Linked DNA regions of Homo sapiens: region 1 is linked to region 2. A link is a loop called in an ENCODE intact Hi-C map of the cell type or tissue named here. Cell type or tissue: Caco-2. All regions are shown on one strand. Links, peaks and the distances in the headings refer to the core of each region. The heading gives the core; the rest is flanking DNA.

Region 1 (2,917 bases), core at 275-2,774, 63 kb before region 2:
TGTAGGGGATGGGAGTGAAGGGCGTTACTAACAATTCATTAAGAGCTGCTACTCCCAACATATATTAAGAGACAGAATTATTAGTATTTTTCTAAATTACAAATAAAATATATACATATCAATTGGTTCAAAATAACTACTTCAGTTGAGACCACTAATACTGTAGTGATGTTTTTAACCTTCCACAGCTTCAGTAAGGTCATCTCTGGGTACAGAAGTAAAAAGAAATTGTTTTTCCGATTTCAGTTAGTTCGAAATAACTGCTTCAATTGAGGCCACTAATACTGTAGTGATTTTTTTTTTATCTTCCACAGCTTAAGTAAGGTCAGCTCTGGGTACAGAAGTAAAAAGGAAATTTTTTTCTGGGCACAGTGGCTCACACCTATAATCCCAGGACTTTGGGCGGCTTTGGGAGGCCAAAGTGGGAGAATCACTTGAGCCCAGGAGTTCCAGCCTGGGCAACACAGCGAAACACTATCTCTACAAAAAAACATAAAATAAAATAAAGCTAGTTGGCCGGGTGTGGTGGCTCACACCTGTAATCCCAGCACTTTGGGAGGCTGTGGTGGGTGGATCACGCAGTCAGAAGTTCGAGACCAGCCTGGCCAACATAGTGAATCCCTGTCTCTACTACAAATACAAAAAATTAGCCAGGCATGGTGGGGTGCACCTATAGTCCCAGCTACTCAGGAGGCTGAGGCAGGAGAATCGCTTGAACCCAGGAGGGTAGAGGTTGTAGTGAACCGAGATCTCACCACTGCACTCCAGCCTGGGCAACAGAGCAAGACTCCATCTCAAAAATAAATAAATAAAATAAATAAAGTTAGTCGCACATGGTGGTGTGTGTCTGTGGTCCCAGCTACTTGGTAGGCTGAGGTAGGAGGCTCGCCTGAGCCTGGAGAGTTCAAGGCTACAGTGAGCCATGATCGCACCACTGCACCTCAGCCTGGATGACAGAGTGAGACCCTGTCTCAGGAAAAAAAAAAAAAAAGAAAGAAACAAACAAACAAAAGAAAATTTGGATATTTGCTCCTGATGTAAAAAAGAAACTCAGCATTTCAGATTGCAAATATACATTTATAATTGCAAAAATAATACAAAGGAATAATTTTAGGGAAAAATACAATACATATATGTATATATGAGACCAAAGGGAACGCCTCTGGTCTTATGTCTGGGTAACTATGACATGAAGATAAGTGGCCTCCAAAACAGCTCTCTGCCCTGTGCTCTGACTCAATCATTCATTTAAGTTACACGAGTTTATGGAGAGATCAATGTGCCAGGCCCAATGATAAGCACAGCACAGAAGCTACAAACCAGGCCTTCAGGACCTTGTCCTCCGGGGGCTGTCCTCAGCTCCCTGTCTGACCCCTGCAGGTAAGGATCTCCTGATTTGGTTAATTCCTTGAGGAATGTCCCCTGAGGTTAAGAACAATGTGTATCCTCAGTGAGTAGCAGAGTGCCTTTGTACACAATGCCCATGTGATGAATTAGGTGAGTTAATAACATGAGGGGCTGGAACGAAGGAGGAACGGAATGCCTTGAGAAGTTTTAGAAAACTAGTTTGTGTCTGGGGCACCCTAAGCCTTGGAGGAAGCTGTGACTCAGTCCCAGAGCAGCGGTGATAGTAACTAACCCCAGACACTGACGTGCCAGGCTCCGTTTTGCCAGGAAATTCCCCTTAGTGAGAAGGACGGGTTTGTTCTCATTTATGGCTTTCTCCACCTCTCTTGAATGAACAGGAGTCTCAGGAAATGTCTGGGAACCGGAGACTATGGAAAATAAAATTTTTAAAATGTGAAACACAGCAAAGTTTTTTTTTTCTTTGTTTTGAGACAGAGTCTCGCTCTGTCTCCCAGGCTGGGGTGCAGTGGCCTCATCTCACCTCACTGCAGCCTCCATCTCCCAGGTTCAAGCGATTCTCGTGCTTCAGCCTCCCAAGTAGCTGGGACTACAAGGCATGAACCACGATGCCCGGCTAATTTTCTGTATTTTTAGTAGAGATGCGGTTTCCACATGTTGGCTGGGCTGAGTCTTGAACTCCTGGCCCCAAGCCCACTTTGGCTTCCCAAAGTGCTGGGATTACAAGTGTGAGCCGCCGCACCTGCCCAGCTCACAGCAAAGCTTTTTGAGAATGTGATAATAATCTGGTAATAATGGCTCTTCACCAAGTAACTAAGGTATTTCACAGCTTTCCTGGCTTAACCAGTTAGGTTAAGGAAAAGAGAAGCCCCCAAGGTGAGGTGAGGCCTCCTGGAATTAGGGCTGGAATCCACTGATAAGTAAGGGTCTGAGTCTGCCTACCCAATTTTACATTCGCTGGTAAAGACTGGAGTCCTTTTATTCCCTAATTATGTGGCTCATGGATCATCTATTTAGATCTACATAGATCCTTCAGGATCTATTTTTATCTATCATCTGTTGCTGGAATTTGTTGTTAAATGAACTGACTGTACTTTATGTTTCATCACCCCTTGCACACACTCACAGGCGTCCATCTCTGCGCGGTTAATCTGAGCCAGGAGTTCCCTGTGACGTCAGTAATAACTGACCTATTTATCTGTGTCCCGGGCTGCTGATCTCAAAGTAGAGGTTTAAAGGAAAGAACACCAGAAATCATTACCTTCTTGCCTGTATAATTAGTAATAGGAAAAACCCAGAAAGAGACAGAGAGAAAGGGGGGAAAAAATCCTCTGAGAACCCTGGTATATGTGGCCGGCTAATTCAAAAAAGTCCCAGGGTAAGTTGGAAAACGCGTTCTTTAAGACCAGATCAAGGTCTCTGCTCGTCATCAGGAAATATGATTTGTGCTAACACAGGCCTTCCGTTAAAAACCTCCCGGGCAAGTTAGCTAAGGACAGCAGGTCTGACCTATGAGTTAACCAAAACATTACCTCATCTGCAAAGAACTCCA
Region 2 (2,917 bases), core at 224-2,723:
CAGGGAAATGTTATCTGGAGGCAGGTCTGGGGTGAAGGCACGACCCTGGAGCCGATCTGCAGGATGGCTTGAAACCGTGAGCCTGTCTCACGTGGCTGGGACCCCATCCCAGAAAGCACTCACTACCCTCCAAAAGATTCTAGTATCACAAGAAATCCCACTGCCTCAGGTTTGGAAATTTCCAAACCTGAGAAAACTGAGAAATACCCACATAAGTACTTCCTACCACCAAACTGCCGGGATGCCAGCAAAAGGCTCCATATCGTCCCCATCGGGGTCCACAGCCTGCGCGTCAGCCGTGAGATTGGAAGAAGCTGGGGTTGATAAGCAGCCCTGTGGGAACCAGCTATAAACGCACACATGGAGACAGAGGAGCACACAGGAAAATGGAAGAACTTCACGGCCAGTTTATTTGTAACCAGAGCCAAAGCCTTGAGCCAGCCACGCCGGTCACCGGTCAGCTGCAGTCGGCCTCACTGCCCGGCAGGAGCTGTGGCCACCACGTCATGGAGGAGTGGGAGGGCAAGGGATGAAGAGGGGGAAGATGAGAATCAGAGCCAAATCCTCGTGGCTCCCCCAGGCTGTGAGGACGCATCCCTGTGGGTCAGTTCCAGGCCTGAGCATTCCCATGTGTGGGAATCACATGTTTATTAAAACGTCAAGTCACCCAGAACGCGTGTGTTTCTGTGCTTAGCTAGCACATTATAGACCGTGTGTTATGAGCCACGCGTGGACTCCAGACTCATCACCAAGGTGGTCTTAAGCACCAGGGTGGTGTCAGGCAAAGGTTTGGGAGTTTAGCCTTCTCTGAAACTCCTATTAGCACAAAGTCATTTACATAGGCTGATCGGGTTCAGGGGTGGTGACTTGGTATAATTTTCCTATCACTGTGTGATTCTATTCTATGCCTTTACGTTTTTTAACAGCCTCCGTTTCCCCACCTTACGGAGTGGAGTTTCTTGATCCCATTCCAGAAGGCGCTGTGGTTTGCACCTTTTCTACCATATCCACTCTGCATTCTTCAAACACTTTATTTAAGGCAAATTGATTCTCCCACTGCCGCCTCAGGTTAAGTCTGCTGAAGTCAAATTGCTCAGTCCAAATTCCAAGGTTTCTCCTAATCCTTTGCCACACACCCTGCAACTTTATCTCTCCCTGCGGCCAGAGGCTTCCTCATGACCTCACGGCTGGGGCATCTGCTCCTGGGCTTTGCTCAAATCCTTCCAGACGTGGGGCAACTGTGCAAGCAGGGAGTGGCCCTGTTTAGAGGGCCTCAGAATCAAATTTCCTTTCTCTAGTGATTGTCTGTCGGGTAGAGATTGAACACCAGCATGGTAATAGAATCCAGCCATAAAGGCATAAAATAATACAGCCTATTTAAATTATTTTATAGCTGGCCAATATCAATGTTACACACATATGCCAGTCATCAACATTTTTTTAAACTAAAGCTTTTTACCTTAGATAAGCCTCATCCTCCATTTCTACTAGATTCTTGTCATGCAGATAAGAATAAAATACTCAGCTTGTACCTAAACAGAGGTCATAAACAAAAATAACTGACGTTTTAACCAAACTGTCTTCTGAAAGATTGGAAATGTCTTATGAAAATATTATTGGGGGAGAAGAATGAGGTCTGTGGAACTGCATTTCAAACTCCTTCTTAAAATATTTTCAGCTTAGGCGAACAATGACAGTTTCTGCAAGAGTCCAGAATTGTAAAATTTACAAAAAAACTAAATATAAAAACTTGCAAATATCTAAATACAAAAATATCTAAATATAAAAAAATGGATGGCCATTTTGGATATTGTTCTTATATAAAATATTTAAATAATACAAAATTATAACCTGGATCCCAGGACCACAGGATAGATTTGTAGTCAATAAAGACTGCTGTGTGAGACATCGTTAGGCTTACAGTTTAGAAAGTTCCTCCTTCGATATACAAAAGCAACAATAGAATCATCTTTTCTTCTATTCATACACGGCGACAAATAGAATCTATTTTTTAAAATATTTGTTCTATGCACCACTTAGAGAAGGAGAATTAGCAGATCTAATTGATCCAACTTCAAATTCTGTACTTCACCAGCCAAGTGGCCCCAAAGAAGTCACTGAATTTCCCGGACTCAGTGTATTCTCTGCTGTCTCACAGGTAAACTGCCTGCTTAGACATCCGCACTGCTCTTGGAAGTCTTAGTGAAACAAAGAGGTTGAGAGCACCTTGAAAACATCACCCAGGAAACCTAAGGACCCTGTCGCATCCCACATTCATTCCTAAAAATCTTCACATCTCACCTAGAAAAATGAAATCAATGTTGGAAAGATGAACCAAAGCTCTGTGCTTTGAGATTTCAAGTGATGTTAAGACTTTCTTAATATAGGTTGGTATTAAGAAGAACTCAAGTGGGTCACAGACACAAGATTAATCTTCATGCCTGTTAGGAGCCTCCATTGTGATCTAATTTTGCCTCCAATTACATGGCAGTGTTTTATCAACAGAACACCTTTCTCTTCATCTAGACTGTTTCTCTTTGAAGATCAGAGGGCTGTGACTTTAGCTTTATTTACAGGTTTGGCCAACTATCTAATTAGTGAGTCTGATAATGTTTACATCATCACTTTGATAAAGAGGAGAAAAGAATAGCTGAATTTCCCAGAAACCAAGTATGATTAAAATAAAAATGTGTCACATTCCTCCTCTTTAAACAAAGGCCCAAGCAAAAGAAATGGTATTGATACCAAGAGGAGCAACGCCATGCCTGGCTGCAGGAAAAAAAAGCCATATATGATGCTGTGATTCCTACAACATGGTATGATTCTTTATTGAAATGTCAGTATTTATCTGTTAAAGTCTAAGTAATGGCATGACGAAGGGTCTTGTAATTTTTAATTCACACCAAACTTTCTGTTT

The links. A loop is a pair of places that touch in the nucleus more often than their neighbours do. Peaks named below come from ENCODE experiments on the same cell type or tissue, not always from the same donor. Only the 100,000 strongest peaks of a DNase experiment are listed, where the experiment ranks them.
Region 1: a loop joins it to region 2, with 6 times the contacts of the local background. A loop is called at or near these places in 20 of 110 quality-filtered maps.

What each region holds. Positions count from the first base shown.
Region 1 is chr10:3,886,754-3,889,670 of GRCh38, reverse strand. No RefSeq gene overlaps it. Among named protein-coding and RNA genes, the nearest start is that of LINC02660, 24 kb to the left of the region's middle. In Caco-2, for the core only: no CTCF peak of the experiment used is centred there; DNase peaks (open chromatin) are centred at 1,350 and 2,530.
Region 2 is chr10:3,823,683-3,826,599 of GRCh38, reverse strand. No RefSeq gene overlaps it. Among named protein-coding and RNA genes, the nearest start is that of LINC02639, 8.8 kb to the left of the region's middle. In Caco-2, for the core only: no CTCF peak of the experiment used is centred there; DNase peaks (open chromatin) are centred at 482 and 1,179.